2 separate regions of the Homo sapiens genome follow, and region 1 is linked to region 2. Evidence: read pairs that join two places in POLR2A ChIA-PET (ENCODE). Cell type or tissue: OCI-LY7. All regions are shown on one strand. Each heading gives the region's core, and the rest is flanking DNA. Links, peaks and the distances in the headings are about the cores only.

Region 1 (16,040 bases), core at 8,158-10,657, 280 kb before region 2:
GCCAGCAGTTCAAGACCAGCCTGGGCAACATGGCGAAACCCTGTCTGTACTAAAAATACAAAATTAGCCGGGCATGGTGGCAGGCACCTGTGATCCCAGCTACTTGGGAGGCTGAGGCAGGAGAATCTCTTGAACCCGGGAGGTGGAGGTTGCAATGAGCCGAGATAGCGCCATTGCACTCCAGCCTGGGCAACAAGAGCAAAACTCCATCTCATAAATAAAAGTTAAAAGCAAAATGTGATAAAAGACCACAAAAATGAAAAATTACAGTGTTAATTATATTGATTCAAATTAGTTATGTTAAATATTAGCAAATAATACAAAACCACATTGAGAAAATAATAAACCATGACCAAGTGGAATTTAAGACTGCAACTGGTTCAATTAGAAAGCCTATTAAATACTACACCATATGAATCCATCTAAGAAGATAAGGCATGTGATTGTATCCATAGGTGTTGATGAAGCCTTTGGGAAAATGTGGTACCTACTATTGATAGACGCACTCAAAATAGGAATTGGTGAATACTTTCTTAGGACGCCTGTGTCTGTAGCTATATGTGTGTGTGTGTGTACTGGAAGTGTTACCTAATGCAATTGGGCAAAACAGATTTGCAAAAAAGTGAACTATCTCTTGTGTGCATTATATGATATACATGGAAAGCCCTGTAGAATCAGTAAAAACATTTAGTAAGTTAGAGGAGGTGAAGTTGCCGTCAAAACATAGATGGTCTTCATCTACACAACCAATAACCAGTGAGGTGATATGATAGTAGAGAAAACTTATTTATAATAGCAATAAAACAATGCTTAGAAATAAATTTATCAAGAAATGTATAAAACCTAAATGAGGAAACTTTTTGTTTGTTTGTTTGTTTGAGACAGAGTCTCGCTCTGTCATCCAGGCTGGAGTGCAGTGGCATGATCTCGGCTCACTGCAACCTCCACCTCCTGGGTTCAAGTGATTCTCCTGCCTCAGCCTCCCAAGTAGCTGGTATTACAGGTACCTGCCACCACGCCCGGCTAATTTTTGTATTTTTAGTAGAGACGGGATTTCACCATGTTGGCCTGGCTGGTCTCAAACTCCTGACCTCATGATCTGTCCGTCTCGGCCTCCCAAAATGCTGGGGTTACAGGCGTGAGCCACCGGGCCGTGCCCGGCCATGAGGAAACTTTAAAACACTTTTTTTTTTTAGATGGGGATTTGCTCTGTCCCACAGGCTGCAGTGCAGTGGTGTGATCACAGCTCACTGCAGCCTCGACCTCCAGGGCTCAAGCGATCCTTCCTCCTCATCCTCTCAAGTAGCTGAGACTACAGGTGCACACCACCACACCAGGCTAATTAAAAACTTCTAGGCCAGGCGCGATGGCTCACGCCTGCAATCCCAGCACTTTGGGAGGCTGAGGCGGGTGGATCACGAGGTCAGGAGATCGAGACCATCCTGGCTAACATGGTGAAACCCCATCTCTATGAAAAATACAAAAAGTTAGCCAGGTGTGGTGGCGGGCGCCTGTAGTCCCAGCTGCTTAGGAGGCTGAGACAGGAGAATGGTGTGAACTCAGGAGGTGGAGCTTGCAGTGAGCCAAGATCACACCACTGCACTCCAGCCTGGGTGGCAGAGCAAGACTGTCTCAAAAAAAAAAAAAAAAAAAAAAAAAAAAAAAAAAAACCACATAGACTTGAACAAACGGGCAAATTCCTTGTTCTTTGATGGGATGACAACATCATAAAAATCCCATTCTTAATTCAGAAATGAAACATAATCCCAGTTACAACAGCACCAAAAGCTTTTTGTGGAGTTAATGCAGATTGACGCTGAAGTTCATGTGGGGGCACAGACGTCTGATGGTGCCCAAGAAACCCAGGAGACAAAACTGATGCTTCCCTGTGGACACTGCAGCATCCTCTAAAGCCGCTGTAATTAAGGTATGTGACACATGACCAGGAAGCAGACAGATGGACAAAAATGGAATATCTGGAAATAGACCTAGCAACATGGAAATTTAGTTAATAAAGTGGGTATTTCAGATCAGTGGGGCAAAAATGCAGTTTGTAATGAAAGGTGCTAGGACAACTGGTGAGCTGTCTGAACAAGATGGTTTTACATGTATAAATTACACCGTTCAGGTCGAGTGTGGCGGCTCACGCCTGTAATCCTAGCACTTTGGGAGGCCAAGGGGGGGCAGATCAGTTGAGATCAGGAGTTCGAGACCAGCCTGGCCAACATGGTGAAACCCCATCTCGGGCAGGCGCAGTGGCTCGCGCCTGTGATCCCAGCACTTTGGGAGGCCGAGGCAGGCGGATCACGAGGTCAGGAGATCGAGACCATCCTTGTTAACACAGTGAAACCCCGTCTCTACTAAAAATACAAAAAAATTAGCCGGGCGTGGTGGCGGGCGCCTGTAGTCCCAGCTACTCGGGAGGCTGAGCCAGGAGAATGGCGTGAACCCGGGAGGCGGAGCTTGCAGCGAGCCGAGATCGCGCCACTGCACTCCAGCCTGGGCAGCAGTGAGACTCCATCTCAAAAGAAAAGAAAAGAAAAGAAAAACCCCATCTGTACTAAAAATACGAAAGTTAGCCAGGCATGGTGGTGCGGGCCTGTAATCCCAGCTACTCAGGGGGCTGAGGCAGGAGAATTGGTTGAGCCCGGGAGGTGGAGCTTGCAGTGAGCCGAGATGGCGCCACTGCACTCCAGCCTGGGTGACAGAGCGAGACCCCGCCTTCCCCCCGCCCCCCAAAAAATTACACCGTTCACAGGAATAAGCTGCAAATGGATCAGGGATCTAAATGTGGACAAAACGTGCACACGTGGGTGATGTGAATGGTTTCGGGGCGATTGGGAAGAGGGCCTGGCCAGCAGGGGGCGGTAGCGCAGGCAGACCGGGTTCCGCGGTGCCTCGCCGGCTTCGGGGTGGGGGTCACCGCTCAGAAGGGGAGGAGAGCGAGGGACTTCCGGGGGGAAGGGAGGAGAGCGAGGGACTTCCGGGGGGAAGGGAGGAGAGCGAGGGACTTCCGGGGGGAAGGGAGGAGAGCGAGGGACTTCCGGGGGGAAGGGAGGAGAGCGAGGGACTTCCGGGGGGAAGGGAGGAGAGCGAGGGACTTCCGGGGGGAAGGGAGGAGAGCGAGGGACTTCCGGGGGGAAGGGAGGAGAGCGAGGGACTTCCGGGGGTAAGGGACTCGGTGAGGAACTCGGGGGATCGGAGAGGGGCTCGTGTGCTGGGCGACAGTGACACACTCAGCAGCCCGGCGGGAGCCGCGGTCGGTACCGTCTGAAGGGCAGCCGGGGCTGGGGGACCGACAGCTCTCAGGTGTCGGTTTTTCTGTGGCTAGCGGATGTTTGGCACCATTTCACAGGGCACACAGGGCAGACGGGACCTAGATGACGACAGATCTGCGTGTTTGGGCTCTGTTTGAAACAGACCTCAGCCAGAGTCTTGAAGAGCAGAACCCGGAGTGTTGAAGTCACAAGAGATCAACATCCCTACGGTGTGAAATCCTGAAAACGGCAAATCCCAAAGGACGAAACGCCCGAAAATGATGTCATCCTTTAAGTGTTTTCTTCTTTTTTCTTTTCTTTTTCTTTTCTTTTCTTTTTTTTTTTTTTTTTGAGTCAGGATCTCGCTCTGTCGCCCAGGCTGCAGTGCAGTGCCGCTATCGTGGCTCACTGCAGCCTCAGCCTCCTGGGCTCGAGTGGTCCTCCCACCAGAGCCTCCCACACTGCTGGGATTACAGGCACCAACCACCTTGCGCAGCTAGAGAGTAATTTTTAAACTTCTTTAAAAGACAGTTAGACTGGACATGGTGGCTCACGACGGGAATCCCAGCAATTTGGGAGCTCAAGCTGGGGGGATCGCTAGAGTCCAGGAGTTTGAGACCAGCCTGGGAAACAGGGAGACCGTGTCTCTACGAAAAAAAGTTTAAAAAATTAGCCGGATGTGGTGGCTCACGCCTGTGCTTCCAGGTATTCTGGAGGCTGAGGCAGGAGAATGGCGTGAACCCGGGAGGCGGAGCTTGCAGTGAGCTGAGATCGCCCCACTGCACTCCAGCCTGGGTGACAGAGCTAGACTCTGTCTCAAAAAAAAAAAAAAAAAAAATATATATATATATATATACACACACACACACGTATGTGTGTGTGTGTATATATACATATATATTTACTATATATTTATATATGTTATATATATAAATATAGATAGATGATCAGGAAAGACGTGAGAATGTCTTCAGTTGACACCTCAGGCTGAGCATCAGCACAGAGGCAGCCCACAACAACAAAAAACACAACAGTCAACAAAACCAAAACCCAGCAAACCCTGGGGAATGGGGAGAGTCTGACTTTCAGAGTTATATTATTAGATTCAAACGTCTAATTTTTTTTTTTTTGAGACGGAGTCTCGCTCTGTCGCCCAGGCTGGAGTGCAGTGGCGCGATCTCGGCTCCCTGCAAGCTCTGCCTCCCGGGTTCACGCCATTCTCCTGCCTCAGCCTCCCGAGTAGCTGGGACTACAGGCACCCGCCACCACGCCCGGCTAATTTTTTTTGTATTTTTAGAAGAGACGGGGTTTCACCGTGTTAGCCAGGATGGTCTCGATCTCCTGACCTTGTGATCTGCCCACCTTGGCCTCCCAAAGTGCTGGGATTACAGGCGTGAGCCGCTGTGCCCGGCCTCAAACGTCTAATCTTTAACAAAAGTTCCAAGCGGGCCAAGGGCACAGATGCTGCCTGCACCTGCGCAGCCACCCACCGTCGACAGGAGAGCAGAGGCACCAGGCCTGCTCCCACCACAGAGAGAAACGGGCTCCCCAGCCCAGCTCTGGGCTGGTCAGCAACCCCCACTCCCCACCCTGCCTGCTCAAAAGAAAGGGTCCTCGTGCCTCCAGCCCCCTCCACCCTCCCTCCAGGACCTTCCTGACCATGCGCTGGGCCTGTGCAGGTGTTGAGCCACACCCACGCCCTTCCAGGGGGCGGGGTCTCGAAGGGGAGAGCAGGTGCTATAGTCAACAGGAGGGAGGGCTTCTGGCCGAGGTGGCAAGGAGGCTCCAGGAGGAGAAGACAGTGTTGACCTGGGGCGTTGAGGGATGAGGAGTCCTGTAGGCAGCAGTGGAAAGGAAGGTGCTCCAGACAGGGGGCCTCGGGGAACAAGGGGATGCTGGAGTGTCACTGGTGATGAATCTGTTCGGGTCTGCAGCAACCTCAGTTCTTGCCTCCTTAGAAGAAAGAATTCAACCGAGGGGCATAAGGCAGAGGGAGAGACCGAGGCACGCTTCAGAGCAGAAGTGAAGTTTATTAAAAAGCTTTAAAGGAGGAAGGAAAGTACGCCTGGAAGAAGGCTAGGAGGGCACCTTGAAAGACCAGTGTGTGGTTTGACCTTCTGACTTGGGGTTTGATACAGTGACATAATGCGGGGTCTTGTGTTACTTCTCCCCACCCACCCAGCTCCTGAGATCTTAACGGGAAGCTGCTGATCACCAGCTTCAGCTGTTGTCTATCTGTTAGGAGGCTGTCTTTCCCTGGCGCTGGCTGTGACCAATTATTACTTTAGAGACAGTTAACAACTACCTGACCATCACCTCATGGTGGCCAGCACACCTGTTGTGTGTGTGTGGTGGTGGGGAGCCCTCTCCTGCCCTGCTCATACCCCCTAGCTACCCACACTAACATTTCCCCCCGCAGGAGGCCAAGACCCCAGTTCTTGAGGGAAATGGACAAAGGTCAGTCTTCTGTAACTGCTGTCTGCTGACAGAGGGGCAGCGGTGGTGGTTCTGTGAGTATTGGCCTCTTGCTGTCAGGGCACGGTTGGCTCCATGGGTTAGTGAAAGTGGTGGCCAGCCAGGGAGCGGTATCCAGGGAGACGGGCAGGATTGTGCCTCTGTCCTGTCCCCCTGATGGGCAGTCCAGGGGTCCCCTGTAGAAGGGTGGCTCTTGAATATTGAGAGGACCTATCTCTCACTGAGGACCACCTGGAGATTGATGACCTGAAGGCAAGAGGAGACAAATCAGGTTATTAGATTTAGAAGAATGTTTGTCTGGGCACGGTGGCTCATGCCTGTAATTTCAGCGCTTTGAGAGGTCGAGGTGAGCAGATCACCTGAGGGACAGGAGTTCAAGACTAGCCTGGGCAACGTGGTGAAACTCCATCTCTACTAAAAACACAGAAAAAAAATTAGATAGGCCTGATGGCACGTGCCTGTAATCCCAGCTACTTGGGAGGCTGAGGCATGAGAATCTTGAACCTGGGAGGCGAAGGTTGCAGTGAGCTGAGATCAGGCCATTGCACTCCAGCCTGGGCGACAGAGGAGGACTTCTTTAAACAAACAAGGCCGGGCACCGCAGCTCACTCCTCAGCACTTCGGGAGGCCAAGGCAGGCGGATCACGAGGTCAGGAGTTGGAGACCAGCCTGGCCAACATGGTGAAATCCTGTCTCTACTAAAAATGCAAAAATTAACCGGGCGTGGTGGTGCATGCCTGTAATCCAGCTACTCGGGAAGCTGAGGCGGGAGAATTACTTGAACCTGGGAGACAGAGGTTGCAGTGACCCCGCCATTGCACTCCAGCCTGGGCGAGACTCAGTCTCAAAAAAAAAAGATTTAGGTAGCTTCGCCCGGCTGGCAGACATGTATGGGCACCCGTGAGGGTCGGAGCAAAGGGCCAGATGGGACCACCGCTGGCTTCACCAAAGTGCCACAGGATCCACCTCCTATTCTAAGGGACCCCAGGGATACCCACGTCCTCGGTGGTGTCATAGACACAGCCCACACACCACCCAGCTAAGGGCCATAGCCATGACGCAGGCCTAAGAAATGAACCCCAGCACCTGCGGCCGCACCCTCCCTGTCCTGCCCATTTCAAGAGGGACTTGGGCAGCGGCTGGAGAACTGTGCTCAGTGGCATTTCCCGGCGAGGTGCTTGACCCTTGGCCTCAGCTCTGCGCCTCCCCATGCCCTTTCCAGTTCCTGGCTCTTTTTATCCAGCTTAATCTACTGCTGGGGGCCGTGCTATCCCTGAGTTTTTACTTTAAAATCTAACGTTTTGAACATATGTGTGTATGTATCTTTATAATAGGATGATTTACATTCCTTTGGGTATATACCCAGTAATGGGATTGCTGGGTCAGATGGCACTTCTGATTCTAAATCTTTAAGTAATCGCCACACTGTCTGCCACTATGGTTGAACTAATTTACACTCCCACCAACAGTGTAAAAGTGTTCCTTTTTCTCCACAACCTTGCCAGCCTATGTTGTTACTTTGCTTCTTTTTTTTTTTTCTTTTGTTTTGAGACAGTCTCACTCTGTCGCCAGGCTGGAGTGCAGTGATGCGATCTCGGCTCACTGCAACCTCTGCTTCCCGGGTTCAAGCGATTCTCCCGCCTCAGCCTCCCAAGGAGCTGGGATTACTGGCATGCGCCACCATGCCCGGCTAATTTTTTTGTGTTTTTGATAGAGACGGGGTTTCACCATGTTGGCCAGGTTGGTCTTGAGCCCCTGACCTCAAGTGATCTGCCCTCTTCTGCCTCCCAAAGTGCTGGGATTACAGGCGTGAGCCACTGCGCCCAGCCCATCTGTTGTTTCTTGACTTTTTTTTTTTTTTTTTTGAGACGGAGTCTTGGCTCTGTCGCCCAGGCTGGAGTGCATGATGCCATCTTGGATCACTGCAGCCTCAGCCTCCCAGGTTCAAGCAATTCTACTGCTTCAGTGGGGTCCCGAGTAGCTGGAATTTCAGGCACCTGCCACCACGCCCGGCTAACTTTTGTATTTTTAGTAGAGATGGGGTTTCGCCATGTTGGCCAGGCTGGTCTCAAACTCCTGACCTCAGGTGATCCACCCGCCTTGGCTTCCCAAAGTGCTAGGATTACAGGCATGAGCCACCATGCCTGGCCTGTTTCTTGGCATTTGAAAAATTGCCATTCTGACTGGCGTGAGATGGTATCTCACTGTGGATTTGATTTGCATTTCTCTAATGATCAGTGATGTTGAACTTTTTTTCATAGGTTTATTGGCTGCATGTATGTCTTCTTTTGAGGAGTGTCTGTTCACGTCCTTTGCCCACTTAAAAAATTTTTTTTTGTAAATTTGTAAGTTCCTTGTAGATTCTGGATATTAGACCTTTTTCAGATGTATAGACTGCACAAATTTTCTCCCATTCTGTAGGTCTCTGGTTAGCTCTGATGATAGTTTCTTTTGCTGTGCAAAAGTTTAATTAGATCTTTAGTTTAATGAGATCCTATTGGTCATTTTTTGCTTTTGTTGCAATTGCTTTTTGTGATTTGATCATTGCAGCACTATTCACAATAGCAAAGACATGGAATTGACCCCAGGGTCCATCATGATAGACTGGATAAAGAAAATGTGTTACATGTACATATACACCATGGAATACTATGCAGCCATAAAAAAGAAGCGAGATCATGTCCTTTGCAGGCACATGGGTGGAGCTGCAAGCCATTATCCTCAGCAAACTAACGCAGGAACAGGAAAGTAAACACGGCATGTTCTCACTTATAAGTGGGAGCTGAACAACATGAGCACATGGACACAGGGAGGGGAACAAAGCACACTCGGGCCTGTTGGGGGAGGGCGGGGGCAGGAGGGCATTAAGAAAAATAGCTAATGCATGTCCGGCTTCATACCTACGTGACGGGTTGATAGGTGCAGCAAACCACCATGGCACACGTTTACCTATGCAACAAGCCTGCACATCCTGCACGTGTACCCCAGATATTAAAAAAAATAAATACATCCGACGTTTCGTGAAAGCTGACTGGGCATTAGTGGATCCAAGCACCAAACAGGACGGCAGGTGGAGACGTGGGACAGAGGCGGGTGGAGAGAGAAGCCGGCGGGATCCAAGGCCCCAGGGCAGGCCCTGGCAGCGATGTGGCAGCCCCTCTGCAGTTTCCACGCTGGTAGTCGTGAAGTAAATTCTAGGCCCTGCTCCCCAACCGGCGCGGGCCGCCCTCGCCTTCAGCTCCAATGCTGCTGCGCCCCAGGCCGCCCCGCTCCTGGCAGGCCCCAGCCTCTGACTCAGCCCCCCGCCTAGCCCCTGAGAGCAGCCTCTCCGCGGGACTGGCCTGTGCGCGCGCGTCTGCGGCACCGTCGGACCAGGGGCCGCCCCCGAGCGGGGAGCCCAGGAGGACGGCCAGGTGGCCTGAGGCAGAGGCGCCAGGGAGGATGGAGAAGGGACACCCAGGGCCTAGGCGGGGTGGGGGCAGGGAGGGCGGCGGGACAGCAAGGAAGTGGGTGCACCTGGGTGACCCAGCTGCGCATGAGCGGGCAGGGGCTCGGGGCGCGCGGACTCCAGGCGCTGGACTGCGGCGTGGAGCAGCGCTGGGGAAACCGCGCCGGGTTCAGCGAGGATTGCTGGGCGGGGCGCGCGAGGAGCGAAGCTGGCCGGGGGCGGGGCCTGAGTCGTGTCGGGGCGGGGCCTAGACCCGGGCTGGCCGTGGTGGGCGGGGCCTGAGTCGTGAAGGGGCGGGCCTTGCAGGGGCGGGGCCTCGAGGGGCGGAGCTTGCGGTGACCAGCGAGGGGGCGGGGCTTAGAGCCACTAAGAAGCGGGACCCAGTGAGGGCTAAACGTGGGGCGCCGGGGGCGTGGCGCGGGGCGCAGGTGCACGCAGGTTGGCCGCGGGCGCGCGGGGTCCGGCGGGAGTCCCGGGGTGGTCCCCGCGTGGGGCCGGGGGCGTCCGCGCGGGCGGGGCGAGGTCGGGGAGGGCAGCTGCCCGCCCTCCTCGGCACTGGGAGCTTTCGGCTGGTACTGCGGGAGGAGCTCCCGGGTGACCCGCGGGTTCTGAAACCGCCGCTCGGGAGCTCGGGGCCTGCGCGGCGTCTACGGGGCGAGCGAGGGAGAACTGACGCCTTTCGCTCGGATCCTTCTCCCCTTCCGAGAACCAGGTAGGTCGCGTTTATTTTCAAGTCCGACTGTTTTCGCGGTAACATTTGTGAGAAACATCACGGTGGATCCTGTGGGTCGCTGAGTTTTCTGACTCCCGGTTTGTCTTATTTTGCTTTGTCAGTGGGCTCTGCGCTCGCGTTAACAATTCGAATGGGCACGTTTCTGAGTTTAAGAACGCTGTTCGCTTCCTCACACTTAGATTGAGGTGGAACTCACGTCACATAAACCGGGTCGCAAGGCTCAGCTCAGCGGGGCCCCCCCACAGTGTTGCGGGACCAGCACCTTCTCGAGCTCCGGAACAGCTTCTACCCGCGCAGAGCCCGGCCCGTCGGCGGCCGCTCTCCGCGCCCCTCCCGGGCCCTGCAGCCCCCGCCCTGCTCCGCGGAGCAGCCTGTTCTGACCTCCGTTCCATGGAGCCCTACGTGCTGTGGCTTCTGTGTTCCGGCGCCTTTCGCTTAGAATCGCGTCTTAAAGGTTCGTCCGCGGTGGAGCGGGGATCAGGCCCGTGTTCCTTTTCAGGAGTGAATAATATTCCCTGGTATGGAGACTGCGCTGAGATAGGACCTGGGCCACCCCCTCTGATTATTTCCCGCCCACCCCTTCACTGGCGCCAGCCCCACGGAGACCTCGCAGGTGCCGTGAGAAAGTGGAGATGAGCAGAGTCTGGACGCATGCGCGGGGCCGGGAGGTGCCGGCCGCAGCCTGCGCCGTCTCCTAATGCGGAAATCTGCACCCAGGGCGGAACTCGCCGGTGTCTTCCGCGCGCGCACTGCACGTGTCGGCATCCTTTCTAGTGCGCCTGCGCAGCCAGCACCGCCTGCACCTGCGCTGACGCTCGCTGACAGCAGTACCCTCCTGGGAAGCCACGCAGGACCCGTCTTCGGGAGCCCGAGAGCCTCCTTCCCGGGCGCCAGTCTTAATAAACTTTGTATGTGTGTGATGGAGCCTCGCTCTTTTGCCCAGGCTCACTGCAAACTCCGCCTCTCGGGTTCAGGCAATTCTCCCGCCTCAGCCTCCCTAGTAGCCGGGACTACAGGTGCCCGCCACCACATCCTGCAAATTTTTTTTTTTTTTTTTTTTGGTAGAGATGGGGTTTCACCATGTTGCCCAAGCTGGTCTCGAACTCCTGACCTCAGGTGATCCGCCCGCGTTGGCCTCCCAAAGTGCTGGGATTACAGGCATGAGCACCACGCCGGCCTTAATAGACGTTATCTGGGAGAAGTTTGTCGGGCCTCTTGTCGGTTTCTGTTGCTTGGCAAGGTAAGAACCTGCAGCAGTAACAGCATGGAGACTGATTTCGCTTGTCCCTTTCTCTCTGGATGGACGCGTGGGTGGTTTCCACTCTGCCTTCTCTGAGGGTGCCACGAGGAACATTGAGTTCCTATTTTCAGTTCTTTAGGGTATAAACCTACGGTTCAAATCAGGAGGTCCTATGGTAATTCTGTGTTTAAATCTTTGTACCCTTTACTTTTTCTTTTAAAGTACTTTTAAATTTTAATATTTTAAATGATGGAAAAATATACATAACATAAAACCTACCATTTAAACCATTTTTAGCTGAACAATTCAGTGGCATTGAACTTACGTAACCATCATGGTGGTCTATTTCCAAATTTTTTCTTCCCAAAAAGAAAGCACGAGGCCGGGCGCGGTGGCTCACTCCTGTAATCCCAGCACTTTGGAAGGCCGAGGTGGGCGGATCACGAGGTCAGGAGATCGAGACCATCCTGGCTAACATGGTGAAACCCCATCTCTACTAAAAATACAAAAAATTAGCCGCGTGTGGTGGTGGGCGCCTGTAGTCCCAGCTACTCGGTAGGCTGAGGCAGGAGAATGGTGTGAACCAGGGAGGCGGAGCTTGCAGTGAGCCAAGATCACGTCACTGCGCTCCAGTCTGGGAAACAGAGCAAGACTCTGTCTCAAAAAAAAAAAAAAAAAAAAAAAAAGCATGCATTTAAGCAGTAACTCCCCATTCCCCCCATGCACCCACTCCTGGTTAACCTCTCTTCTCTCTGTCTCTGAACTTGCCTCCTGTGAAGACCTTGTGTAAGTGGAATATTGCAATATTTGTCCTTCGCCTAGCCTCATGTTCTCAAGGTTCATTCATCTGTGTTGCAGCCTCTTTCCATAATTGGTTCCATTTTATGAATATTGAAACTGGCCCAATTGTCCCATAGAAGTGATGTTTATGGTTTCTTTTAAATAAACCTAGAAATTGGCCCTCTGAATCTTAGAACTTGAGAAAGTTACATTTGTCCTATCTGAGTTCCTTTCTCAGGAAACCAACCACTGGGCCTCCAGATCGCACCAAGAAGCTGAAATCCACCAGATCACAGCATCTGGACAATGAGATGAGAGACACCTCACCCTTCATGATTGCCCAGCTGGCCACCTGCTCCCATTGACCAGCTCTTCCTTACCCTCCCTAATTCCCATTTTCTCACACACAGATGCATTTCTTCCCTGCTAAAAACCCCTAATTTTAGGTGGTTGAGGTCATGGGGTGACTCTGAGTAACAGTCAGAGGAACCTCCAAATGGGTTTCCGAGGTGGCTGCTCTTTACATTCCCATGAGCAGTACAGGGGGCGCGGTTTCCCCACAGCCTTGCCGTCGCTTACCTCTCATTTTCAGTGATTTTATTTGAGAAACATACATTCACCCGTCCAAACCCAAGGAATAGACTCGGAGACTTGAGGAACAGGCGGAGCTCGCAGTGAGCCGAGATCGCACCTCTGCACTCCAGGAGGCTGAGGCAGGAGAATGGCGTGAACCCGGGAGGCGGAGCTTGCAGTGAGTCAAGATCCCACCTCTGCACTCCAGCCTGAGCAACAGAGCGAGACTCCGTCTCAAAAAAAAAAAAAAAAAAAAAAGGACCATTTAAAATGTTTTCTTACATTTTATTGTAGTAAAATACATGTAACATAAAACTTATTATGTAAGCGATTTTAAGTGTGCAGTTCAGTGGTATTAAATACATAATATGTCATCTTGTGCAACTATCAACCCCGTCTCCTTTTTTCCTTTTTTGTTTTTTGAGATGGAGTCTCACTGTATCGCCCAGGCTGGAGTGCAAGGGCACGATCTCAGCTCACTGCAACCTCCATTTCCCGGATTCAAGCGATTCTCCTGCCTCAGCCTCCCTAGTAGCTGGGATTACAGGCACATGCCACCACGCCTGGCTAATTTTTGTATTTTTAGTAGAGATGGGGTTTCACCATGTTGGCCAGGCTGGTCTTGAACTCTTGACCTCAAGTGATCCTATTATGAACATGAGTATAGAAACATCTCTTAGACCCTGCTTTGAGTTCTTTTCAGTTTGTATATGAAATTGCTGGATCATGTAGTAGTTCCATTTTTAATTTGGAATCACCACGGGGTTTTGGACAGCAGCTGCACCATTTTACATCCCACCCGCAGCATCTGTACATCCTCACAAAGGTTGTTACTCTCTGCGCTCTCCATGCTATTCCACTGGTCTATATGTCTCTAAATGTCTGTTTTTCTTTTTTCTTTTTGAGATGGAGTCTCGCTCTGACTCCCAAGTTGGAGTGCAGTGGCACAATCTCAGCTCACTGCAACCTCTGCCTCCTGGGTTCAAGTGACTCTCCTGCGTCAGCCTCCTGAGTAGCTGGGATTACAGGCTCCCACCACCACACGCAGCTAATTTTTGTATTTTTAGTAGAGACGGGGTTTCACCATGTCGGCCAGGATGCTCTCAATCTCTTGACCTCGTGATCTGCCTGCCTCAGCCACCCAAAGTGTTGGGATTACAGGCGTGAGCCACCGCGCCTGGCCACCGCCCGATTTTTTTTCTATTGATTTCCTGTTTTCAATTTCATTGATTTCTCTTCTAATTTTCATTTAGTTATTTATCTTTTCTTCTTCCTGCTTTCATTGGGTTAATTTGCTCTTCTTCTTGCTTCCCAAGGTGAAAGTTTGGATGACTGATTGTAGATCTCGCCTCTTCTCTAATACATACATTCCGTGCTATCAGTTGGCCACTATGCATTGCTTTTGCTGCATCCCACGAGTTTTGATAAGTTGTGTTTTATTTTCATTTAAAATATATATATATATATATATATATTTATTATTTTGAGATGGAGTCTCGCTCTGTCACCCAGGCTGGAGTGCAGTGGTGTGTTCTCAGCTCACTGCAAGCTCTGCCTCCTGGGTTCATGCCATTCTTCTGCCTCAGCCTCCCGAATAGCTGGGACTGCAGGCGCCCACCACCACGCCTGGCTAATATTTTTTGTATTTTTAGTACAGATGGGGTTTCACCGTGTTAGCCAGGATGGTCTCGATCTCCTGACCTCGTGATCCACCCACCTCGGCCTCCCAAAGGGCTGGGATTACAGGCGTGAGCCACCGCGCCCAGCCAGAAATATATATATATATTTATATACATACATACATACACACACACACACACATTTTTTTTTTTTTTTTGAGACACAGTTTTGCTCTTGTTGCCCAGGCTGGAATGCAAGGGCATGATCTTGGCTCACTGCAACCTCCACCTCCTGGGTTCAAGTGATTCGCCTTCCTCAGCCTCCCAAGTAGCTGGGATTACAGGCATGCGCCACCACGCCCAGCTAATTTTTTGTATTTTTAGTAGAGACGGGGTTTCACCATGTTGGTCAGGCTTGTCGCGAACTCCCAACCTCAGGTGATCCGCCGGCCTCTACCTCCCAGTGCTGGGATTACAGGCGTGAGCCACTGCACCCGGCCTCATTTAAAATATTTTTAAAGTTCTCTTGAGATTTCTTATTTGACCCATGTGTTATTTAGAGGTGTGTTATTCAATCTCTAAGTATTCTGGCATTCTCCAGCTATCTTTCTCTTATTGATTGCTAGTGTAATTCCGTTGTGGTCTGAGAATGGACATTGCATGATTTCTATTGTTTTAAATTTGTTAAGGTGCGTTTTTACAGCCCAGAATGTGGCCTATGTGGGTGACTGTTCCAGGTGGGCTTAAGAAGAACAGGTATTCTGTCATTGGATGAAGCGGTCTGTAGGTGTCCATTATATCCAGTTGATGGATGGTCCTGTTGAGTTCAACATGTTCTTACTGAATTTCTGCCTGTTGGATCCACCCATTTTTGATAGAGGGGCACAGACGCCAACTATAACAGTGAATTCATCTGTTTCTCCCCATAGCTCTCTCTCTAAACAAGTTCTTCTAACACGTCATGCAACACAGGCCTACTGGTAACAAATTTCTTAAATTTATGTCTGAGAAAGTCTTTATTTGTCCTTTAGTTTTGACAGATAATTTTTCAGGGTATAGATTCCTGGGCTGGTGGTTATCTTGTCCAAGCACTTTAAATATTTCCCTCATTTCGGCCAGGCGAGGTGGCTCACGCCTGTGATCCCAGCACTTTGGGAGGCTGAGGCGGGTGGGTCACGAGGTCAGGAGATTGAGGTGAAACCCCGTCTCTACTAAAAATACAAAAAATTAGCTGGGCGTGGTGGGGGGCGCCTGTATTCCCAGCTACTCGGGAGGCTGAGGCAGGAGAATGGCGTGAACCCAGGAGGCGGAGCTTGCAGTGAGCTGAGATTGCACCACTGCACTCCAGCCTGGGCAACAGAGTGAGACTCCATCTCTCAAAAAAAAAAAAAAAAAAAGCTGTTGTAAACAGGTCTTTAATAAGGAGGTGGCGAGGCTGGGTGCAGTGGCTCATGCCTGTAATCTCAGCACTTTGGGAGGCCGAAGTGGGAGGATCATTAGAGCCCAGGATTTTGAGTTTGAGACCAGACTGGGCAACATAGCAAGACCCTGTCTCTAGAAAAAAATCAGCTGGACCGGGTGTGATGGCTCACACCTGTAAATTCCTAGCATTCTGGGGGGCCGATTGCTTGAGCCCAGGGGTTCATGACTAGCCCGTCTTAAATAGTGAGACCCCATCTCTACAAAAAATAACAAAATTAGCCAGGCATGGTGGTGTGCACCTCTAGTCCTAGCTACTCAGGAGGCTGAGGCAGGAGGATTGCTTACGCCTAGGAGTTGGTGGTTACGATGAGCCATGATGGAAGCACTGTACTCCAGCCTGGGCAACAGAGCGAGTCCCTGTCTCCCATAATGAGGAAGTGGTGAGGTCTGGGGAGGAGAGGTGTTCTGTAGCCCTGTGATCAGGCCTCCATCT
Region 2 (13,665 bases), core at 10,273-12,772:
CCTCCGAAGTAGCTGGGATTACAGGTGCTCACCACCACACCCTGCTAATTTTTTGTTTTTTGTTCGTTTGTTTGTTTTTGAGACGGAGTCTCGCTCTGTCGCCCAGGCTGGAGTGCAGTGGCACAATCTCGGCTCACTGCAAGCTCCACTTCCTGGGTTCATGCCATTCTCCTGCCTCAGCCTCCCTAGTAGCTGGGACTACAGGCACCCGCCACCGCACCCGGCTAATTTTTTTGTTTTATTAGAGACTGGGTTTCACCATGTTAGCCAGGATGGTCTCGATCTCCTGACCTTGTGATCTGCTCACCTTGGCCTCCCAAAGTTCTAGGATTACAGGCGTGAGCCACCGCGTCAGGCCCTCTTTTTGTATAGTAGAGATGAGGTTTTGTCTTGTTGGCCAGGCTGGTCTCAAACTCCTGACCTCAGGTGATTCACCCACCTTGGCCTCCCAAAGTGCTGAGATTACAGGTGTGAACCACCGTGCCTGGCCTTGACCTTTTTTTTTTTTTTTTTTTGAGACGGAGTCTCGCTCTGTCGCCTGGGCTGGAGTGCAGTGGTGTGATCTCAGCTCACTGCAAGCTCCGTCTCCCAGGTTCACGCCATTCTCCTGCCTTAGCCTCCCGAGTAGCTGGGACTACAGGTGCCCGCCACCATACCCGGCTCATTTTTTGTATTTTTAGTAGAGACTCGGTTTCACCGTGTTAGCCAGGATGGTCTCAATCTCCTGACCTCGTGATCTGCGTGCCTCAGCCTCCCAAAGTGCTGGGATTACAGGAGTGGGCCACCGCACCCAGCCCTGGACCTTTTTTTTTTTTAACTTTTATTTTGTATTTATTTATTTATTTTTGAAACGGAGTCTCGCTCTGTTGCCCAGACTGGAGTCCAGTGGTGCGATGTCGGCTCAGTGCAACCCCTGCCTCCTGAGTTCAAGCGATTCTCCTGCCTCAGCCTCCTGAGTAGCTGGGATTACAGGCATGCACCACCATGCCCAGCTAATTTTTGTATTTTCAGTAGATACAGGGTTTTGCCATGTTGGCCAGACTGGTCTTGAACTCCTGACCTCGTGATCTCCCCACTTCGGCCTCCCAAAGTGCTGGGATTACAGGTGTGAGCCACCACGCCCGGCTGACCTTTTTATAAAAAAAAATTTGCTGGGTAGGTGCGGTGGCTCACACCTGTAATCTGAGCACTTTGGGAGGCCAAGGTGGGATGATCACTTGAGCCCAGGAGTTTAAGACCCTCATTTCTATTATTATTATTACTATTATTATTATTATTTTTTTTTTTGAGATGGGGTCTCGCTCTGTCGCCAGGCTAGAGTGCAATGGCACGATCTCGGCTCACTGCAACCTCTGCTTCCTGGGTTCAGGCGATTCTCCTGCCTCAGCCTCTCGAGTAGCTGGGACTACAGGCGTGCGCCACCACGCCCAGCTAATTTTTTGTATTTTTAGCAGAGACAGGGTTTCACCATGTTGGCAAGGATGGTCTCAAACTCCCGATGTCAGGCGATCTGCCCATCTTGGCCTTCCAAAGTGCTGGGATTACAGGTGTGAGCCACCGTGCCCAGCCTGGAGTTTCACTCTTGTTTCCCAGGCTAGAGTGCAATGGCGTAATTTCAGATCACTGGAACCTCTGCCTCCTGGGTTCCAGTGATTCTCCTGCCTCAACCTCACGAATAGCTGGGATCACAGGCATGCAACACCAAGCCCAGCTAATTTTTGTAGTTTTGGTAGAGACCTGGTTTGGCCACGTTGGTCAGGCTAGTCTCAAACTTCTCACCTCAGGTGATCCACTCGCCTTGGTCTCCGAAAGTGCTGGGATTACAGGTGTGAGCCACCACGCCCGGCCGTTCGTTTTTTTAATAAAAGAAGAAAGTTAGATCACTTGGGGCCAGGAGTTCGAGACCAGCCTGGCTAACATGGTGAAACCCCTTGTCTACTAAAAATACCAAAAAAAAAAAAAATTAGCCAGGTGTGGTGTACGTGCTTGTAATCCCAGCTACTCCGGAGTCTGAGGCGTGAGCATCGTTTGAACCTGGTAGGCAGAGGTTGCAGGGAGCTGAGATTGTGCCATTGCACTTCAGCCTGGATAATAGAGTGAGACCTTTCTGTCTCAAACATAAAAAATTAAGAAAGAAAAGGCCGGGCGTGGTGGCTCATGCCTGTCATCCCAGCACTTTGGGAGGCCAAGGCGAGCAGATCACAAGGTCAGGAGATCGAGACCATTTTAGCTAACACGGTGAAACCCTGTCTCTACTAAAAATACAAAAAAAAAAAAAAATTAGGCGTGGTGGTGGGCACCTGTAACCCCAGCTAGTCGGGAGGCTGAGGCAGGAGAATGGCGTGAACCCAAGAGGCGAAGCTTGCAGTGAGCCGAGATCGCGCCACTGCACTCCAGCCTGGGCGACACAGCAAGACTCTGTCTCAAAAAAAAAAATTAAGAAAGAAAAAAGCGACGGCGAGACTCTTGTCTCAAAAAAAAAGAAAAAAGAAAAAAGTCGTAAGAGAAAATATATTTCCTATTTATGCAGTGGAAGCGGATCACCATAAAGAGCTTCATCCTCATGGCCTTCACCTTGAGTGGGCTGAGGAGGAGGACGAGGGGCTGGTCTTGTTGTCTTGGGTAGCAGGGGTGGAAGAAAATCCACGTGTCCGTGATCATACATAGCTCACTCCTGTGTTGCTGAAGGGTCACCTGTCATAGAAGAGGGAAGAATTGTGTGGCCTGTGCGGATTCTGCATTCAGCCTTGTGTGTTGTGTTACGGTTAACCAGGGACGTGTGCCCCACTAATAACTCTGATTCCTGGAAGGAATGGCATGGCAGCCTCCGTTGTCATGGTTCCTGGAGGGAATGGCATGGCAGCCTCCGTTGTCATGGTTCCTGGAAGGAATGGCATGGCAGCCTCCGTTGTCATGGTTCCTGGAAGGAATGGCATGGCAGCCTCCGTTGCCATGGCAAGGCAAAGCCATGGCAGCTTCCTGGTTATCACTCCTGGCATGTGGTAGGTGCTTGTCCAGTGAAATCCTAGTCGTTGCTGCATTGGCAGGTGCCCTGGCGTGAGGAAGGGCAGGCAGTCACCATGCCCTTTGCTCTCCTGGGCCCTGCATCTGCTTATGGATGAGGCTGCGTGTAGCTGACATGCGTGTCTCTCCTGCATCTGAGTAATTGTCGTCGTCTTTTTTTTTTTTTTTTTTTTGAGATGGAGCTTCGCTCTTGTTGCCGAAGTTGGAGTGCAATGCCACGATCTCGGCTCATTGCAAACTCCACCTCGTGGGTTCAAGCAGTTCTCCTGCCTCAGCCTCCCGAGTAACTGGGACTAAAGGTGCCCGCAACCATGCCCGGCTAATTTTTTGTGTTTTTAGTAGAGACGGAGTTTCACCATGTGAGCTAGGATGATCTCGATCTCCTGACGTTGTGGTCTGCCCACCTCGGCCTCCCAAAGTGCTGGGATTATAGGCGTGAGCCACCACGCCCGGCCAAGTGATTGTTTTATGTTTATTCTGTTTTGGGTTGAACTATAGTTTGCTTGGAGAAAATAATGTCTGTTAAATTTGCGTTAGAGGATAATTGTTTACTGAGCCAAATAATCTTTCTTGTGAGAACCTATTCTGGGTTTCCCCTGGGCCCTCTGCTGTGGTTTCGGCGGGAGTTGGTTTGTGTGGATTTTCAGGACTGCTGACTTGATCAGACAGGCACAACACAGTCCCGGCCCTCAGGCAGGCCTTCTCCCTGGTCTGATGCTGAACTGCATGGCGTCTGTTCAGATGAAGATTCTTTTGCCACCTCCTTAAATGAAAGAACGATACTGAATGTGGCTTAGAAACAGCTTTGCCAGCCGTGCAGAATGATTGTAAGTAGTGGTTGCCCGAAAAGTATTTGCTTGGAATACCACTCACTGATAACACTGGTGAACCTGGAAGGAATTATACGGAGTGAAAAAAGGCACCACTCACTGATAACACGAATGAACCTGGAAGGAATTATACGGAGTGAAAAAAGGCTCCGCTCACTGATAACGCGGGTGAACCTGGAAGGAATTACACGGAGTGAAAAAAGACCCTGCTCACTGGTAAGGCGGGTGAACCCAGAAGGAATTACACAGAGTGGAAAAAAGACTCCGCTCACTGATAACGCGGGTGAACCCAGAAGGAATTACACGGAGTGGAAAAAAGGCCCCGCTCACTGATAACGCGGGTGAACCCAGAAGGAATTATACGGAGTGAAAAAAGGCCGAGCTGAAAGATCACATGCCGTATGATTTTTTTTTTATACAGCATTCTCTAAAGACAAAAATTAAAGAGATGGAACACAGATTCGTGGTTGCTAGGGGTTAAGGATGGGGGAAGGAGACAGCCGGAGGGAGCCTGTGGTTGGATTGCCTCAGCTGCGGTGGGCACACACTGCGCGTGTGTCATGGGATGACCCCGGGGAGCTTGGTGGACCGTCGTGGTGGGAGAGCCTGGCTGTGATACTGTTCATAGTTTTGTGAGATGGAACCCCTGGAAGCAGGGGGACAAGGTATTGCTCTGCGTCATTTATTTTTATTTATTTATTTTTTTTTGAGATGGGGTCTGGCTCTGTCACCCAGGATGGAGTGCAGTGGCTCGATCTCTGCTCACTGCAACCTCCACCTCCCGGGTTCAAGCGATTCTCCTGCCTCAGCCTCCTGAGTAGCTGGGATTACAGGCGCGTGCCACCACACCCAGCTAATTTTGTTTGTTTTTAGTAGAGATGGGGTTTCAGTATGTTGGTCAGGCTGGTCTCGAACTCCTGACCTCATCATCTGCCTGCCTCGGTCCCCACAAAGTGCTGGGATTACAGGTGTGAGCCACTGCGCCCAGCCTGCTCTGTGCCATTTCTTACAACTACATGTGAAGGTACAGTTACTTCACGGTTGCTAACTAGAACTAGAAAACTAGAAAAAAAGCAGTTGCTAACATTTTTTTTTTCTTTTTTTGAGACGGAATTTCGCTCTTGTTGCCCAGCCTGGAGTGCAGTGGCGCGATCTCAGCTCACCGCAACCTCCGCCTCCCGGGTTCAAGCCATTCTGTTGCCTTAGCTTCCCGAGTAGCTGGGATTACAGGCATGCGTCACCACACCTGGCTGATTTTTTGTATTTTTAGTAAAGATGGGGTTTCTGCATGTTGGTCAGGCTTGTCTCAGACTCCCGACCTCAGGTGATGCACCCGCCTCAGCCTCCCGAAGTGCTGGGATGACAGGCGTGAGCCACCGCGCCCGGCAGCAGTTGCTAACATTTTCACACAGCTTCTTGTGGAGAAGGCCCCTTTCCACTGTGAAGTGTGAATGCGTCAAGGTGGAGCCCCTGCCCCGGAGGCCTCTCCTCTGTCAGGGTCAGCTGTGGCGCTCGGGGCTGCTGTCTTCAGGGGCGGTTTCCAAGTGGGATGAGCCTGATGTGGCCCCTGTGGCTGCTTCCTTGAGACTCAGTGGTATCAGCCGTTTGTTTTTAGATGACTGATTGAAGTGAGTTATGTGATCATAATATCTAATTGTCAACAATTGACTTTTTTTCCTCGAAGAGGGATTTTGGCAACAAAACTTGCCAGTGGTCCTGCAGGCTGCCGTCCACGAGGTGTGCATATGAGGCTCAGGAGGCATGTGCGTTTCCTGAGCGCCTTGGCGGACAGCCTCAGGAACACAGGCAGCAGGTGCTGAGGTCACACCCCAGTTCTGTGTGAGCTGGCGGCTCGTCTCAGCATCCTGAATAACCGTCCTGGAAGCACACAGGAGGAAGGTACCTGCAGCCCTGGGTGCGCAGGCACAAATGACCACAACACTGAAGGCGTGGCGGGAAGAGGTGCATCGGGCAGCGCAGTGGAAGGGACGCGCTGGGCGTTTGGGTTGAACAGAAGTTAAGGACTTCATGGGAAGGAGATGGGGGGTCTTGCAGGCAGAGGAAGTTCCTTTTATACCTAGAGTGCTTTTGTTTGTTTGTTTGTTTGTTTGTTTGTTTTGAGATGGAGTTTCACTCTTCGTTGCCCAGGCAGGAGTGAAGTGGCGCGATCTCAGCCCACTGCAACCTCCGCCCGCCATGTTTAAGCGATTCTCCTGCGTTAGCCTCCCTAGTAGCTGGGCTTACAGGCGCGTGGTACCACGCCCAGCTAATTTTTGTATTTTTAGTAGAGACAGGGTTTCACCATGTTGGCCAGGCTGGTGTTGAACTCCTGACCTCAGGTGATCCACTCACCTCAGCCTCCCAAAGTGCCTGGATGACAGTCGTAAGCCACTGCGCCCAGCCCCAGCTACGTTGTGTTTTTTTTTTCCCCCTGTAGAGATGGGTTTTCGCTATGTTGCCCAGGCTGGTTTCTAACTCCTGGACTCAAGTGATCCACCTGTCTCGACTCCCAAAGTGCTGGGATGACAGGTGTGAGCCATTGCGTCCGGCTGGAATTTCTTATGGTTCGTTTCCTTAGGTTAAAGTTTCAGAAGTAGGATTTTTGAATTAAAGAAACTAAATACTGTCTATGGCGCTTGATACATCTTGCCAGGCAGTTATCAGACAGGGTTGTACTGGTTTGCGCCACCCCAGAACGTGTGCAAGGCCTGTTTGTGGACCCTCCTTGGCCTGGCTCTCTAGGTCATCCACCTGCGTGTGCTCACAGAGCATATGGATTTTTCCCTGCGGTGCCTTCACTTGTGGCTGGAAGAGCCTTCTCTGTGATCCTGTGTCCTGGGTGCTCTGTTGGCCTCCTTCTTGCCACCGAGGAAGACACGGAGGCTAGAGAGGGCTCACTGAACAGTGAAATGATTGGAACCTAAGGAGCTTCAGCAGAAGGTGTCATGATGGGGCTAGGCTCTCCCGAGGGCTGTGTGGCCTCAGCGTCTTGTTGGGCAGATCCTGCTCCCTGACACAGCGGGGCTAAGAGCCAGCCTGTGTCACACACCTGTGAATTAACATGCCTGGCTGACCCTCACTGGAGAAGGGCTACACGTTTGTGACGAAAGCAGAAGAGGTGTTTATTGTAGACCAAATCCAAGCTGTCATTTTACTTTTATTAGAAATTATTTGGGATTTGGCTCATGCCTATAATCCCAGCACTTTGGGAGGCTGAGGTGGGAGAATCACCTGAGCTCAGTCGTTTGAGACTGCCTTGGCAACATAGTGAGACCTCATCTTCTACTCAAATTTAAAAAATTAGCCGGGCGCAGTGGCGTGCACCTGTACTCCCAGCTACTCAGGAGGCTCAGTTGGGAGGATCACTTGAGCCCAGGAGGTGGAGGCTGCAGTGAGCCCAGATATGCTCATGAAGCACTGTGGGTTTCTCCTGCAGTGCACCACCGCACTCCAGCCTGGGTGACGGAGAGAGACCCCATCTCAACAAAAATAAAAAAGAAAAGAAAATGGGACACTGTTGATACAGTCACAGAGCTGAAGGAGCAGCATGGGTCGTGATTCTGGATCGTCCCTCCAGGGCAGCTAGAGTAGCTGCTGGGAAGTATTTCTCTCAGTTTCCCGGGAGCAGTGTGGGTCGTGATTCTGGATTGGCCCTCCAGGGCAGCTAGAGTAGCTGCTGGGAAGTATTTCTCAGTTTCCCAGTGCACCCCATGTTTCTAGTAGAAAACACAATTGGTAATTAAATATTGGAAGTAGTTTCTAACAATTGGATACTCACCTGAGAACATAAATTTGCTCTCTGAAATAAGCGGTGGGCTTTAAATAATTGCCTTTGTGAATATGAAATTTAAGTATTAGATGCACGATTAGGATCGATTGTAACAAAACAGTGATATCTAAAATATACCTTCATGTTTTCAAAGTAATTATTTTGCCACCTTTTTAGTGGGTTTCATTTTGTGTTTTTAAGCCGATTTAAAAATTGTTTGAATTCGTCTAAAATGATTGTTGGAAAGGAAGGTGGTACATGGGACGTGCCCAGGCCAGGCTTTGATCCCAGCATGAAGCCCCCGCAAGACAATGCAGGAGGAGAAGAGCTGTGAATCTCAAGAAGACGTGAGCCTCTCGTCCCGGCTGCTGGGTCCGTGGCGGTTTGTCCGCAGGCGCAGGTGTTCTGGAAATGACGTCGTTACCACCGCTGGGTCTGTGGCGGTTTGTCCGCAGGCGCTGGTGTTCTGGAAATGACGTCGTTCCCGCCGCTGGGTCCGTGGCGCTGTGTCCGCAGGCGCAGGGGCGCAGGTGTTCTGGAGATGATGTCGTTCCCGCTGCTGTGTCCGTGGTGGTTTGTCCGCAGGCGCAGGTGTTCTGCAGATGACGCCCTTCCCAGAACTGGAGGAGAGACTGACCTGCCTAGGGGGTTTGAGGGAAGACTGTGGCTTGGCCTGTGGTGGTCACTGTTGGGAGCCTGTCTGGCTGCAGGACTACTCCCCACCTGGGCCCTGGACTGTGGGAAGTGACCCCTGCGGGCATTTTGCCCAGTGGCCATCCTGGCTGTCCTTTTCCCCACCATGCCCTCCTCAGAGGCGTCTCCCTGGCTTCGCTGCCTGGCGCTGCTTGCCACGCCTCCTTGCAGGCCTCCATGAAGAGTGAGTGAGCGCCCGCTGCTCCAGATCCCCTCTGTGCTGGCCCCAGGCCGGCCTTGAGTCGGTCTCTTGCTGTCTGCAGGGTGCACCTGTCCACCTCCCCTCGAGGTATCCCAATGTCTGGAGAACAGGGGCCGAATGTCTTTTCCATCCTCTGAGAGCTAAGCATAATGCCACCGTGTCTTCAGTAGGGTGTTAATAACTGAGGAAGGTAATTTAGAAGAATTCACCTGGTGCTTCTCATAAAGAGTTGGTCTCTGGGAAAATTCTAGAGTCAAGTGGTCTGGAGTATATGCCTTTAGACTCAACAGTGTATCTCATGATATTTTTAAGTTCTATTTTCAGATGTTGTGATAACCTACAACTTTCTGTTAAATGTTAGTCATTCTGATGAGTAAAAAGTTCAGAATGGTTGTTGGGTAGGGAGAGAGAAGGCACAAGGGTCTTCAGTGGGATTGGGAAGGTATTATTTCTTGAGGCAGGTTGTGGTAAAAGGTATTTGTTTTAATCGTTTTTAATAACTTTTGTGTATGTTTTGATATTTAGTATTTGATCAAACTCCAAGCAACTGGATTCATGGCCATTGTGAGCTTGCACTTTGCAGCAGGAGAGCTGACTGCATCTGTGACGGCTCGGACGGCCTGGGACGGTCGTTTCTTTTCTGAGACAGGGTCGTTCTCTGTCACCCAGGCTGGAGCACAGTGGCGCGATCACGGCTCACTGCAGCTTCAACCTCCCGCCTCAGCCTCCCAAGTAGCTGGGACCACAGGCGTGCACCGTTGTGCCCAGGTCTAAGTGTTTCGATTTAGAAATGGTTTCCTCTTAGGTGGGAACCACTCCTGCTCCTCACTGAAGTGACCTCAGCGAATGAAGTGTGGGTGACCTCGAACAGCACAGCGTTAGTCTTTGTCTCTGATAACGTCAGGGAAGAATTGGAGGAAGTGCAGGATCTTCTGTGCAGGACGCTGCCCCTCCCCGTCCAGCTGAGCTTTCCTGAGGAAGCTCTGGATGTCGCCCGTGTCTGTTGCTCATGTGTTTGTTTCTCCCTTTTGCTTCTCTGCCGGCTCAGAGGAGAGGAGACGCCGTGAGCGGGACGACCAGATGTACCGAGAGCGGCTGCGCACCTTGCTGGTCATCGCGGTTGTCATGAGCCTCCTGAATGCTCTCAGCACCAGCGGAGGCAGCATTTCCTGGAACGACTTTGTCCACGAGATGCTGGCCAAGGGCGAGGTGCAGCGCGTCCAGGTGGTGCCTGAGAGCGACGTGGTGGAAGTCTACCTGCACCCTGGAGCCGTGGTGTTTGGGCGGCCTGTGAGTGAGGGTGCGGGAGGCCTGTGAGTGAGGGTGTGGGCACAGGCTGGCAGCCTGTGAGAGTGAGGCTGTGGGCTCCTGTGAATGAGGGTGTGGGCGCTGGCTGTTGCCATCCTTTTGGATACCTGTGATTGAGGGCATGCTTCTTTCTCATGCAGGGACCTCAGCCCATTGATTTGCATTTATTTGGTTGCCTTTGTTTTTGTTTTTGTTTTTGAGACAGTCTCGCTCTGTTGGCCAGGCTGAAGCGCAGTGATGTGATCTTGGCTCACTGCAACATCTGCCTCCCGAGTTCAAGGGATTCTCCTGGCTCAGCCTCCCGGGTAGCTGGGATTACAGGCGTGCACCACAACGCCTGGCTAATTTTTGTAGTTCTAGTAGAGATGGGGTTTCTCCATGTTGGGCAAGGCTGGTCTCGAACTCCTGACCTCAGGTGATCTGCCCACCTTGACCTCCCAAAGTGCTGGGATTACAGGCGTGAGCCATCGTGCCCAGCCAGATCTGGTAACTTTAGATTCCAAGAGTGCGTCAGAACATGTGCTTGGAGCAATTTAACCCAGGGTAATGTGTGGACCAGTGATTAGGAAAGTGGTCTGGGGTTGGTGTGGCCCACCCCCGGGTCTGGAAATGACCGTGGCCTCCACCAGAGCTTCTGCCCCTTTGCTGGGTTACTCAGGATTCAGAATGCTTTTTCCTTTTCTTTTGCTTTTTTTTTTTTTTTTTGGAGACAGAGTCTCCCTCTGTCTCATCCAGGCTGAGATGCAGGGGTGTGTGTGATGTCGGCTCACTGCAGCCTTGATCTCCTGGGCTCAGGTGATCTACCCACCTCAGCCTCCCCTGTAGCTGGGATGGCAGGCGCGCACCACCACACTTGGCTAATTTTTAAATTTTTTGTTTTTTTGGAGAGATGAGGTCTCACTATATTGCCCAGGCTGGTCTTGAACTCCTGGCCTCAAGTGATCCTTACACCTTGGCCTTCCAAAGTGCCAGATCACAGGCGTCAGCCACCACGCCTGGCGCTGTCTTGCTATTTTTAAAAACAGGAAACCTTGTTCTTAAAATACACCATGGCTAAGTGCAGAAGACGGTGCTCATTCACGTAAATCCTCTGGTGGATGCCTGATTATTTCAGTCTGGAAGGTTATTTTAACCTACAACACTATGCTCAGCTCTAGACGAGTCACCTGATAAAACAGCTGCCTTAAAGAGAAAATGCTCAGAATTCTGTCTTAGCAGTTTGGGGTGTGAGTGAGGGAGCAGCAGGTGCCATCCCCACCCCTCATCCCTGTCCTCTGCTGGAGTTTCCAGTTAACCTCAAAGAGAGTCCCGCAAGTCCGTCTGTGTCCTCCCTTTGGGGTGTTGCCGTCCAGTCATGCTGAAATCTGAGCTAAACATGCGGAGTTTACTTAGGAAAACGCTGCGTTTGGAGAATCGTGTGCCAGGGAGACGGACCTGTTGGTGTCCTGGTGTGAGGGATGAACAGTCTCAGGTTTTGTGGTTAAACATGAACCCTCTGTGGCCGCAGTTTCCTAAAACATCTGTTTTTGGCCGTAGTCTTGATTTTGCCATCCTCAGTCCCGTGCTGCAGCCTCGCCGGCCTCTGGGGGGCTCCTGCTGTGTCTGCAGGTGTAGCTGAGTCTGAGGCACACATCAGACGTGGGGCTGTGAGCTAACTTGCAGACATCCCTCCATTTCTTAGTTTTCCTATGAGTGGAAAATAGAAAGTCTATCTGTTGAAATTTTATTTCTCAAATTGTGGTTGAGGAAACAAATTTTTTAGACTTGGAAGTACAGATGTTCCTTGAATTAGGATATTTTCAGCTTCCCAGGGGCTCACTGGGAGGTAGCCCCATCGTAGGTCAAGGAGCTTAGTGTGCATATTGCTTTTACACCATTGTAAAATGGAAAGACCGTAAGTGGAACCGTCGTACGTTAGGAATCACCTCTAGTTTCTGAATGGTGTCCTCTTCACAATGCTGAGGTTGTCATTACCATGAGTTCCAGGCGGGCTCTCTGTTGACTGTAGGGTTGCTCGTCTGTCCCTGCGTTTCTCATGGTCCCCTCTCCTTTCTGCCCCCCAGCGGCTAGCCTTGATGTACCGAATGCAGGTTGCAAATATTGACAAGTTTGAAGAGAAGCTTCGAGCAGCTGAAGATGAGCTGAATATCGAGGCCAAGGACAGGATCCCAGTTTCCTACAAGCGAACAGGATTCTTTGGAAAGTATGTTGGATGTATTTGTTGATGCTTGAACTAAACCTAACTTGGCTTTGTAATCTGAGAAACAGATTGCAATCAAAAATCTCAAACTGTCTTTGCCTATAGTTAACTAGACTTTTTAGTGGGAGGGTTAAATAAATATAGAAGTGAATGATACAATGCCAGGAGATTTGGAAATATAGTTATCCCTGGGTATCCATGGGGGCTGGTTCTCGGACTTCCCAAGGATACCAGCACCTGAGGATGCCTAAGCCCCTGGTGTAGGATGCTGAAGTCTAAGCCCCTGATGTAGATGCCGAAGTCTCAGCCCCCGACGTAAGATGCCGAAGTCTCAGCCCCCGACGTAGGATGGCGAAGTCTCAGCCCCCGACGTAGGATGCCGAAGTCTCAGCCCCCGACGTAGGATGCCGAAGTCTCAGCCCCCGACGTAGGATGCCGAAGTCTCAGCCCCCGACGTAGGATGGCGAAGTCTCAGCCCCCGACGTAGGATGGCGAAGTCTCAGCCCCCGACGTAGGATGGCGAAGTCTCAGCCCCTGGTGTAAAATGCCGAAATCTTTGTGTGTAACCTAAGAACATTCTCTGATATGCTTTAAATCATCTGTAGGTTGATAATAATACCCAATACCCTGTAAATACTATTTCAATCGTTGTTATACTTTAGGGAATAATGACAAAAATGTGTCTGTGCATGTTGAGTATAGATGCACGTTTTTCCCCAGATACATTCATTCTGTGCTTGGTTAAACCTGCAGAGATGAAACCTGTGGCTGTGGAGGCCAACCGTGTGCAAGTCCGTTGGAGTTTGTTTAGTCACTTTCTTTAGTTGTGTGGCGCTTCTGAATTCACATTCTTGTATAATTTTCACTGACTGTGCTCTTTGATGAAAGCTTCCCAAATGGTCAGAGTGAGTGTGCAGATGCCGGAGATACCTAGTGATCTGGCCAGCCTTGTGACAATAACAACGTTCAGCTTTTTCTATTTTCAGTATATTTTGTTTTCAAAAGTAAGCGATCACTTTCAGTTAGCAAGGCAAGATCAGCCTAGCAGTAAGAAAGAAAGTCAAGGAGGACCGTGATAATGTCCTGGGCTTGCTCTCTTCTACAGACAGGAAAATGGAACGGGAAAAGGGTAGACACAGGAAGGTGAAATTCTCATTTCAGTGTTGAGAGGGAAACAGACCAGGTGGGAGCTGTCAGCACGTATGGACCATGGACCCTGACAGGTTCCTTAGTAGGACAAATGAGGGGCCAGCGGGTACTGAAACAGAGGTTTATTGTTGACTTGTAATCTCTGAAGATGTAGAATGCCAGTGACTGGCAAGTACTCCCTTGATCAAAATGTACCTCTAGCCGGGTGCAGTGGCTATGCCTGTAATCCCAGCACTTTGGAAGGCTGAGGCAGGGAGGATCTCTTGAGCCCACAAGTTCGAGACCAGTCTGGGCAGCATGGAGAACCCCATCTCTACAGAAAAAAAAAAAAGATGCACCTTTAATTCTATAACCCAGCAACACCTGGAAGATCACTGCTCTGAGGCTGTGTGTCTCATGTCTTTGTAGGCCAGTGATGTACAGAAGATGGAGGGTTGGGGCAGGCCCATTCTCGTGTCTTCGTAGGCCGATGATGGACAGAAGGTGGAGG

The links. ChIA-PET counts read pairs that join two places held together with the same protein. Peaks named below come from ENCODE experiments on the same cell type or tissue, not always from the same donor. Only the 100,000 strongest peaks of a DNase experiment are listed, where the experiment ranks them.
Region 1: POLR2A ChIA-PET joins it to region 2 with 15 read pairs; 5 of 35 experiments call an interaction of 5 or more read pairs at or near these places.

What each region holds. Positions count from the first base shown.
Region 1 is chr16:89,238,111-89,254,150 of GRCh38, forward strand. It overlaps LOC124903766, which reads left to right and starts at 9,268. Exons shown (of 3, transcript XM_047435040.1): 1 at 9,268-9,352; 2 at 9,487-9,892; 3 at 10,015-10,833. The coding sequence starts at 9,268. The coding sequence ends at 10,549. RefSeq lists silencers at 2,918-3,007, 9,046-9,795 and an enhancer at 3,515-4,031. In OCI-LY7, for the core only: no CTCF peak of the experiment used is centred there; a DNase peak (open chromatin) is centred at 9,421; H3K4me3 peaks cover 635 bases.
Region 2 is chr16:89,514,440-89,528,104 of GRCh38, forward strand. SPG7 (SPG7 matrix AAA peptidase subunit, paraplegin) reads left to right here. Exons shown (of 17, transcript NM_003119.4): 4 at 9,567-9,808; 5 at 11,890-12,029. Among named protein-coding and RNA genes, the nearest start is that of SPG7, 13 kb to the left of the region's middle. RefSeq lists enhancers at 4,729-5,229, 5,230-5,730, 7,647-8,204, 11,082-11,191, 11,242-11,351 and 1 more. In OCI-LY7, for the core only: a CTCF peak has its summit at 11,405; a DNase peak (open chromatin) is centred at 11,412; H3K27ac peaks cover 295 bases.